Regions from separate parts of the Mus musculus genome. Here region 2 is linked to region 1. A link is a loop called in an ENCODE intact Hi-C map of the cell type or tissue named here. Cell type or tissue: left cerebral cortex. All regions are shown on one strand.

Region 1 (5,000 bases):
TCATGAGTAAGATCTTGGGAGAGTCCAACTAGATCATGCCAGAGTTTGACAGTACATGAGAATTGATAGTGCCTAGAAATTCATTATATAAATAAAGTCATTTTCCTTGATTTAGTGCTTGTAGAGTTAGTTTTCTCTGTGTCATAGAATTAGCTTGTTATGAGCTGTAAGCCATCCCATAAAAGCAATAGAGAAAAAGAGAATTGGGAACTAGAACAAAGATCTATAAAGAAAAATTCCTGGCTACAGTTGGAGATCCTGATGCCTGGGGATGTTACTCAGTAGGAGAGATGCAGGCTCAATTCCTATCACAGAATAAAAAAAAAATACTGAACCAAACCAAACCAAAAGAACACAAAAAATCCCCCTGAATTATGAAGTAATTAGTAAAATTGAGAAATTGACCCTTCAGTTTTAATGAATACTAATTTGAATTTTACATGTGAGTGCGTGATCTTGTAATGGTCAGTTCATTTTTTAATTGATTGCTTTGATTGGTTGGTTGATTGATTTTTGAGTCAAGATTTCATGTAGTCCAGGCTGGCTTTAAACTTGCTTTGTAACCAAAGATGACCTTGTACTTCTGACCCTCCTGCCTCTTTCTCCCAGGTTCTGCATTTTGGAATTACAAGTGTGTAGCACCACAGCCAATTGTCTTCAGTGCTGGGCCAGCACTTTACCAACTGAAATATATTCCTAACCTGACAGTATTTAAAGTAAATTAACAATTATCTTATATTATCACATTAATTAACTGAACTCTACTATATGGCAGATACTATCATAAATCCTTTATGTTAATTATCAGCTAGAGTTATGAAAATTAATCTATTAATATCTTAGCATAATGCCTGGTCCATATGATGCATTTATTATCAGGCAATTTATCCATCAATTCCATAAGGTAAAAGTTATTATCCTCATTTTAAATGGAAACAGTACATAGGTTAAGTATAAATTTAACCTTTAAATGCTAAGCCTGCATTCAAAATTAGGGAGATCCAACCACCAAATTTGTCTCCTCAACATCTACTAGCAGAATTGAAGTTTCTAAGCCAGCCATTTTTTACTCCAAAAAACACAGATAGATAAACTAGTGGTATGCTACTCTCCTGTGGATGGATGTAATTGTTACAATGGATGTATGCACTTAAAGAAATCATTATATCATTTTCCAAAAGATATTTCTATTGGCCACTTCTTTCCTTTTACCACATGACTATTTCTCATCTCTTTGCTATGGACATTGGGAGAAAACACTGAATCCTTCCGGACCCAAAGCTCAGCAGAACCAATGCATGACACTCAACGCATCAATCTACAGTCTGCTCACTAACTCATCAGTGACATGTTTAGACTTATTTCGTTGTGAGGTAAATGTGCATGTGTGTGTATGTGGTTTTGTGCCTATTTGCATGCAGGTCCCTGTGGAGTACAGACAAGTGCATCATATCCCTGGAGCTGAAGTTAAAGGCAGTTGTTGGACTTGTGAGCTGCCGGGTGTGAGGGCTGGGAACTGAACTCGGGTGCTGTGCAAGAGAAGTTTATGCTTTTAAACCGCTGAGCCATCTCTCCAACTCCAGAGTTTGTATTCTTGACCCTGAATTTCTTAATATGAATGAATAGCGCTCAAGTGTTCAAAGGCAGATATTGAGACAAAAGAGCCAGGATGAATCTGCCTCATCTATGTTATGAAGTTTACTTCATATGTAAGTCAAATGGGGACAATACAGCCAAAGAAGTTAGTTTAAAAATGACTTTTTTTTTCTGAGCCCTAATCCACTCTGCATGGGGATCCCCTCTGAATGCACTAGTAACTCTGTGTTTGGTGACTTCCAAGATGAAAACTATGAACTAACTGTAAGTTGCCAAGAAACATGTTTGCTTGCTCACTCCTTTCTGCGTTAAAAACTGTTTTAAAATGGAGGTGGGGGAACTCCAAACCATTAGAAGTAGACAGCTGGATGAGACACCATGGAAGCTTTCTACTCTCCAAGGGACTTACCATCTCTAGAAGGCTCAGGATCAACTGGCTGTGTTTCCTGACGATGTTGTAAGCTCTGCAGCAAAGCTCCACGAAGTCTTGAAAATGCTGTGTGTTTTTTCCACCCTCAGTAATAAAGTACTCCATCTCTGAAGTAAAAATGAAAGGGGCTCTGTCCCTATAAATAAAAAGATAGCAACAACCATGAGGAGGTCACATGGTTTGGAGGGTTAATGCAGAAAGTCACTGCAACTTATTTCCACTGGAGTTTGTTTGTTTGTTTTTGTTTTGTTTTTTGGTAGTCTAGTGTGGGTTATTGCAGCAGATCAGTGGAAAAACTTAGTAATTGAAGACTTTGAATAACTGGTCTGGGGAGGAGAAAGGGTAAGTTGTGCTACAATGTTCCTCTACACTCTGTCAAATGTTTAATTCCCAACTACGTTTGGACACAGTGTATCTACTAAAAGAAGATAGGCTCCAATGAACAGTACAGTAAGAGTTCTGCCAAGTCCTCACTGGCAGTATATTTACTGACACACTGGGAGGTGATAAAACAGAACTTGAGTTCTTAAAAAATAGCCTTAAAAGCTCTTTTCTTTCCCTCTGAAGGGTGACTCCTTAGGAAGAGAATTTGGATAAAAGTTAAGATATTTTAATGCCAATCTCTTTCAGAAGATAATTTGTGAAACAACAGCAACAGATGTAACCAATTCCCTGTCATATGTGTAGTGAACAGGGAGTTTTAGAAAGTAGCTATAATTCATTTCACATATGACTCAGTGAAAAAAATGCTGAGCACACCAGGACAGTGCTAACCTTGTTTTCTCATAAGTCACACTGCCCCCTGGAGTCCCAAGGATGGAAAAGCAGGTTCCATCTCCAAAATTATTAGACATGCTAATCCTGAGATGAAGCCTTAGCCACTCAAGGAGAAGCGAAGCAGGTAGGGGGAGGGGCAGGCACATCTCTATCTGATGAGGTTTCAGCATATAGATCAGTGAGGGCGATTTTGCACCAACCTGACCTAGATTCTTCTAGCAGCATCTAGATTTGGACACAGTTTGTGGTTAAAATAGAATGACATGTTTTAAATTTGACAGCCTGGGTTCACATAAGGTTATATCAAATCACAACTGGAGAAATTGAGAGGTAGTTCAGGGAGCCTTTAGAATAGAATAGTGTTCCTTGCTGGTACAAGGCTTTGCTGTTTTAATAAAAACATTGTCAAGCTAGAATTCCCACTGATATGACTTAACTAGACCTTTCTGAAGTATGGGACTCAAATGGAAAAGCCATGCAAGCACACTTGAAGAAGTAGATTCTAGCTACCAGCCAAGCAGTTTCTAAAACAGTGTTTGGGTGTGGTTGTTTTAAAATGTTAATTTAAAGCTGGGCACTGTGGTTCACACCAGCAAATCCCAGCATATCAGTGGCTACACAGACTATGAGTTTGAGACCAGCCTAGACTACATGTTGACTTCCAGGTAAGCCTGGTCTCAGAGGTGGGGTCCTGTCCCAAAGTGAAATAATAAAATTTATATGTTACAATACATGCTTATTATCAAAAGTGGTCAGAATAACAAAAAGCATTCCCTTGGCTTTGATTTCTTTGCACAGTAACGTATTCAATAAACTCTGTTGCGTTCCACACCAAGCAGAAGCTCTCGGGCGCCAGCTCCGATGCCTCAAACTTTGATCACTGGTTTTGCTATTGGCCTTGCTGGGTTTCCCACTCATCCCGTGATACACTTTGTGGGCTATGCTTCAGCAAGGCTGGGAGAAGAGATGTTGGAAACACGAGATAAAAGCACAGGGTCTAATCTTGAACGCGCTGTGACTTCATTTTCTCATGTTTAAAATGTGTGCCAGACACTCAGCTGCTAGACTTCATGAGAGAGCCAGCTTGGAAAAGCTGCCCGAGTCAGGCCCACAGAGCGCATTGTGCACTTCAGGGGGTTCTGTGGCTTGGGGAGGCTCAAAGCACAGAGCCTGGGCCAGAGGCCCCGCGATTCAGATTTCAAGTCTGGGTTTTGTGTATCACTAGATCTTGCCCTTGGTGAGAGACTTACCAGCTCCATTCTGAAATTTCATTCTTTATCAAATGGGCTGGAAACGGTTGCTCATTGATATTGCTGAGAGGATCTCATAGCTTAGAGGACAGGAAAGTACTTACTACATGGCAAGCACTGGATACATTTTAGATGTCATTGTTGTGTATTACCGTGAGTCTTCAAACGGCCACGAGTGTTCGCCGAGCTGAGCCTTCTCACAACTAAGGCGCCTTCTGTCTTCTCACTCAAAAATGGCATCAATTTCTACTTTTTAAGTTAGCATTTATTTTAATCCTGGCCTTCATCACCATAAACTGCTTGGGTGTGTGGGTCTTTACATGGGCCTTTTATTTCATTATATATTTGTTAGATCATGTACGGTTGCGGTTTTCACTATTGCTAATTGTGGTCCTTTGAAGAATAATTGTGGCCCCGTAGGCTCACGGTTTAAGTATGTGGTCCCCAGTTTGTGACGCTGTTTGGAGAACCTTTAGGAAGTGGAGCCCGGGTGGATGGAGGGAATACAGTTCTGGGCTTGGGCCTTGAGAGATCAACGCACCACCCCACGTTTTACTCTCTCTGTCTCTGCTTCGAGTGTATATAGATGTGATCAGTCAGCTTCCTGCTCTGTGAGCCCGTCACACCTTTCGGGAATAAAGGATTCTATCCCTCCGGAGCCATAGCAAACCCTTATTATTTCTTTAAGTTTCTCTTGGTCCTGTATTTTATTACAGTAAAAGAAAAGAACCTTAGACCCCAAATTTTAGGAAAGTTTTAGAAATATCTTAGACTTCTATAATCAGAAACAAATCTACAATATTTTTTCCCTGTCTTATACTATTTTTTACTATGAAATGAACTTTGGAAATTGTTTTAGAAAAATCTAAAATATTATAAATTCCTGAACTTTTTTTTATATATATATACTTTTTATTAGGTATTTCCTGAACGTTTTTTAACATGAC
Region 2 (5,000 bases), 180 kb before region 1:
CCCTGCTTCTTCCCCTACTTCTTTATTGTTTCTGTTACTCTCTGACTTCGCATTGAGAAGTTCCTTCACAAGCTCTCGTTCCTCTGGCAGAAAGCCACGGGCTTGGTTTGTTGTGTGTGTGTTTGTGGGACACAGAAATACCCTAGCTGCTGTGTTCTTCCCCTGATGAAGTCTCAGAGAGAGAGAGAGAGAGAGCCCCGGGCTGGGGCACTGGGAAGAAACTGTCCAGGCTGCCACTCGGATCTCTGCACCCTGAGCATTGGCCTCTCTTCTGTGTATTTTCAGAAAGTTGGAAACTTTGGCTTCTGTAAATCAGGTTTCTAAGTGAGGTCCTTGATGTGCCGAGAGGACATCATGTCTGTCATGAGATACAGCTCACCTAGAGGGCTGCTTGTCGTTTGTTTAGGGGCTTGGGGGGGGGGTCTCATGTTTGTTTCCATGCTGATTGAGTGTGGAGGTTCTGGTTTTGGCTTTGGGGTGACTGCTGTTTGAAGTTGCAGTTTGTGTGATTACCATAATAAAATCGAGCCTGGTTTTATAGTCTTGCACAGACACCATCTTGGATCTCTGCCCTGGCACTATACGGAGCTTAGATATGTTTGCCAAAAGGCAAAGGACTTGTTGGTTCCTGGAGATATCCTGTGGGTTCAGGTGGGTTGGGCAGCGAGAACGAGGCTCCATAGTGGTGTTGGCATTGTGATGATGACAGACACTTTTGCAACCTTTAACAGTACTTTATATTTTACAAAGTATCATGTTTCATTTTGATTAAAAGCTACCAAGTGAATTTTGATCATGTATAAGTGTTTAAAGCAATATTTTCTGGAATATACCAAGTATATATAACTCGATTTTATGCTAAATAATTAAAGGATTCTCCCTTTTTGAAACATGCATGTTTGGGCCCCCCATATTAAAACCCTTTCTCTTTAAGTATCATTTCTATATTTGTACATTTTCATTTATGAGTTCTATGATGTGGTCTCTGAAAGACCAAATAGATGTCTATTTCTACTTCTTATTTTTAAGTTCATTGTGTCTACAGATTGGTAATACTGTAATTTAATGTAGACTTACTTTGGATAAAACTAGTTTAATTGGCAAAAAAGAAAGAAAGAAAGAAAGAAAGAAAGAAAGAAAGAAAGAAAGAAAGAAAGAAAAAAGAAAGAAAGAAAGAAAAGAAAGAAAGGAAGAAAGAAAAAAAGTCTTGATCACAGGTACCTGGGGAAATGGTTCACTGCAGAAAACTCTTTCTTGGAGCACCATAGGAGACAGGCTTTGGGAAACAAGGAATAAAGACAATTAACTCTTATTTTCTATGACTGCAGGGTTCAGATCAAGTTCATCATTGCCAGCACCACTGCTGACTAGCAAACTCATGCTGAGCCCGGTTGTCTCTGAGACTTTCCCCTGTCACAGTCAGGCAGGCTCCCAGAAGCAGCCTTTAGACAGAGACTGGCTTACAGGCTTTCACTGGGCTGTTTCTAAGATGAGCAGCCGTAGCCTGTTTTGTGTGGAGCAGGCTTCAGCAAACCACTTCTGGTTCCTAGCTTGTTTGAGTATGATCAGAAGCTAAGAGAGAATAATTTTATTTTATTTCTTTACATTTTTTTTTAGAAAATTGTGAGAAAAGAAAAATAAATTGCTAACAGAGCCTTACTCTCTGTGGTTTGTGAAGGCTAAATTTATTACCCGCCTTCTTAAGAAAGATTTGTCTATTCCTGGGTAAGAAGTGGGTGGAGGGATTGCAGAGACAGTCAGTCATAGCAAAGGCCTAGCCAGTCCTACATGATGCTTGGGAACTGAGAAATGTTACAAAGCTGTCTTGATCTAATGTGGTGCATGTGCGAGCGTGTGTGTGTGTGTGTGTGTGTGTGTGTGTGTGCATAAGGACATCATGGGTTCTTCTAGTGTGGTTCAGTTTGTGAGTGTAAGCTTCCAATGGGAAGGGGTGAGATTGTGAGTATTACCCTAGTGTGGCTCCTGGTAGCAAGAGGAGTGTTCACTTCAGAAGGTTCTGGCAGTGGCCACTGTACCAGCTTTCTCTGGTGGCCTCTTCTAATTTCCCACAGGGTAATGTTTGCTGCTACTTATGTGGTTGGCTTTTCACCTGGCATTATCCCTTGCTCAGTGGAGACCTACTTACAAACAGGAAGAGTATCTTATTTCTTTTTGTGTTCTTAGTGCTGAATACAGAGGCTGGCACATCGCCGTATTCAGGAATGGGCTCAGTGGAGATTTACTGAATGAATAAATATTCTTGCATATATGAGATTGAAAAATAGGCAGGAATTTATATGGAAGCTCACTGTGGAAGGCTCTGAATGGCTGCTTAGAAGCACCAGTCTTATAAGCCAGATATTGGTTTATGTCCACATTTATGAATGGATTTGACATTTGAATCCAAGAAGACTAGAATGTATAACTTCAATCCCACAGTAGAGTTGGAAATCATGCTACATGTGTATATGGAGGGTCACTGAGATGGCTCAGTAAATATGAGGGCACTTGCCATCAAGCCTGACAGACAGTCTAATCCCTGAGACACACAGTGGAAGGAGAGGACTGACTCCTGCAGGCTGTCCTGTGGTCTTACAGCTGCATCATGGCTCCCATGCATGCAACCACACACACAACCGTAATCACAACAATCTTTTAAAAATGAAGTGGTGGAGAGTGATGGAGGAAAATACTTGCCATTGACCTCTGGCCCCCAAATATGCACTGTACACCTGCATGTGCATGTGTACACACACACACACACACACACACACAGGTGCACATACACACAGAACACACACACAATCATAACAGGAATTGCTCTCTGTGAAGATATGTTGCAGGGTACTTAATCACTCGGTGAACCCCAAGATTGTGTTGTCATGTGACTAAGTCCTTACTACGAACCTTTAATCCCTCTGGCTGGAACACAGACATGCCTTTAGTACACACCTTTAATCCCAAGCAATGGAGATAAAGTTAGTTTATAGAAGGAAGCAGCCATGTTTGAACATGATGTCTAATGAGTACCAGACAAAGTGACAGAACAGAGAAAGATTTGAGAGAATAGAATGTGCTCACCTCTCAGGAGAGAGGATTGGAAAGCAATGCAGGAGGGAGGGAGGGAGGGAGGGAGGGAGGGAGGGAGGGAGGGAGAGAGAGAGAGAGAGTTGGTTTTATAAGGGCAGTGATAGACAGGCTAGAGAGAGAACAAGCTAGACACAGGTGAAAACAGAATGAGCCAGAGAATGAGAAGGAGCCAGAAGATTAGAACAAATTATCAGTTAGTATGAGGCCAAGCAGAGCAACCCAGGAGAAACCTAGAGAAGTCAGATTGGCCCAGGCAGCTTGGAGAGGAGTTTAAGCCAGACAGCTGAATTGAATCAGCCAGCCAGAGATCAGAAAGAGCTAGAAAGGGTGAGCTTATTTAGCAGCAAGTCTGAGGCTGAAAACATTCTAGGCCTAGATTAGATCGTACAGAGGCTAGAAGCTCTCAGGACTAGACATAGGTTAGCAGACAGAAGCAGCAACCCTCTAAGATGACAATTCCACAGGAGACTCGAAAATACTTTAACAGAAAGACGAACATGGACCATTGCCTAAATTGCTTTCCAAGATCCATAATTCCTAGTACATGGACATTTTCAGGACTACAACAGGTAGAAACATTGATAGAAAATAATTTCTATATGTTCTAAGTCCAGTGATGCAGAGTACTGTGAGTCAAGGATTCTACCCTGCTTTACTGATGGCTCAGCTTCAGATGTCCCATGATGCCTTAGGGAACTGTTTACTGTACAAATTACTTTAGGATTTTCCTCACTGCATTTCTAGAAAGATAGAGAGGAATTTTGACAGCCTTTTTTTTTGTTTTTTGTTTTTTGTTTGTTTGTTTTGTTTTTGTTTTTGTTCAATGTTGATCAACAGGGAAGAGAGAGTCTCAGTTGACAAATGCCCTCACTAGATTAGTCTATGTGTAATCCAGTGGGACATTTTCTTGATTATTGGTTGATGTGCAAGGGCCCACTTTACTACAGGTGACATCACACCTGGGTAGTGGTCCTGAGCTGTGTAAGAAAGCAGACTGAGGAAGCTGTGAGGTTCACCTCCATGGCCTCTGCTTCAGTTCCTGCCTCAGGTTCCTGCTTGAGTTTCTGCCCTGAGTTCCCTCAGTGAAGAACTGTGACCAATATGACGAAATAAACCATCTCCCCTCAAGCTGCTGGTCATAGTGTTTGTCACGACAATAGAAACACATAACCAGGACACCAGATAGTTTCCTAACTCTGGATTTAGGCATCTAACTGTAGAATCTGGGAGGAAATCTCTTGGGTTCTGCTGACTCCATAAAACATCTTCGCTGCTTCATTATTTCCAAATGCCTCCTGGCTCAGACCCTCAGGGCTACATTTCAGTTGTACACTTTAAAACATTCATGGATATATCTTGAGTTTGGCTACCGTAGTGCCTGTAATATTTTCCAGCTGCTATGAAAGAACGGCAGAGGAGAGCGATATTCTGCAGTCACATTCTTGGGTTGGTTATAAATTTGTTATGTAATACTAAGTCTCAGGGTTTCTGTTCTTTGTTTGGAAACTCCAGGGCCCCTGGGGAGTGTGTGATTTGTAGTAAAGGACAGCAAAGCATCTCCAATACCCACTGAAAAGTGTTAACCCCTTTCCCGGCCACTCTCATTTCCTGGGGTGGGGGTGGGGAATCTGACTAATAAAGTTACAGTTAATTTCTTCCAGTGCAGCACTTGGTTAAAACAAGAAATGGATTTTATCTTTGTGGCTTTGCTGCTCCTGACATATTCATTGAACTGTCACAAGTAGAAATTAAAAAAATGAATAGTTTAGCAGCTTCTCTTAGCTAATTTTCTTTGCCGTTAGGGACGGAAGAGCGGTATCCAGATAGATATGAGCGGAGTTGAAGGTGATAGTGTGGGAGACTGGACACGGGGGAAACACACCCGTGGCTCTCTGGAGCACCTCTGAGAA

What was found. Peaks named below come from ENCODE experiments on the same cell type or tissue, not always from the same donor. Only the 100,000 strongest peaks of a DNase experiment are listed, where the experiment ranks them.
Region 2: it touches region 1 in a loop (7-fold over the local background); 2 of 42 quality-filtered maps call a loop at or near these places.

Annotation. Positions count from the first base shown.
Region 1 is chr6:139,872,465-139,877,464 of GRCm38, reverse strand. It overlaps Pik3c2g (phosphatidylinositol-4-phosphate 3-kinase catalytic subunit type 2 gamma), which reads right to left. Exons shown (of 34, transcript NM_207683.3): 26 at 2,006-2,162. Among named protein-coding and RNA genes, the nearest start is that of Plcz1, 170 kb to the left of the region's middle. In left cerebral cortex, a CTCF peak has its summit at 2,827 (motif pointing left); DNase peaks (open chromatin) are centred at 2,533 and 2,826.
Region 2 is chr6:140,051,185-140,056,184 of GRCm38, reverse strand. All of the region lies in intron 2 of Gm45959 (a long non-coding RNA gene), which reads left to right. It also overlaps the pseudogene Gm44156. Among named protein-coding and RNA genes, the nearest start is that of Capza3, 12 kb to the right of the region's middle. In left cerebral cortex, no CTCF peak of the experiment used is centred here; DNase peaks (open chromatin) are centred at 1,499, 1,724 and 2,153; H3K27ac peaks cover 1,174 bases.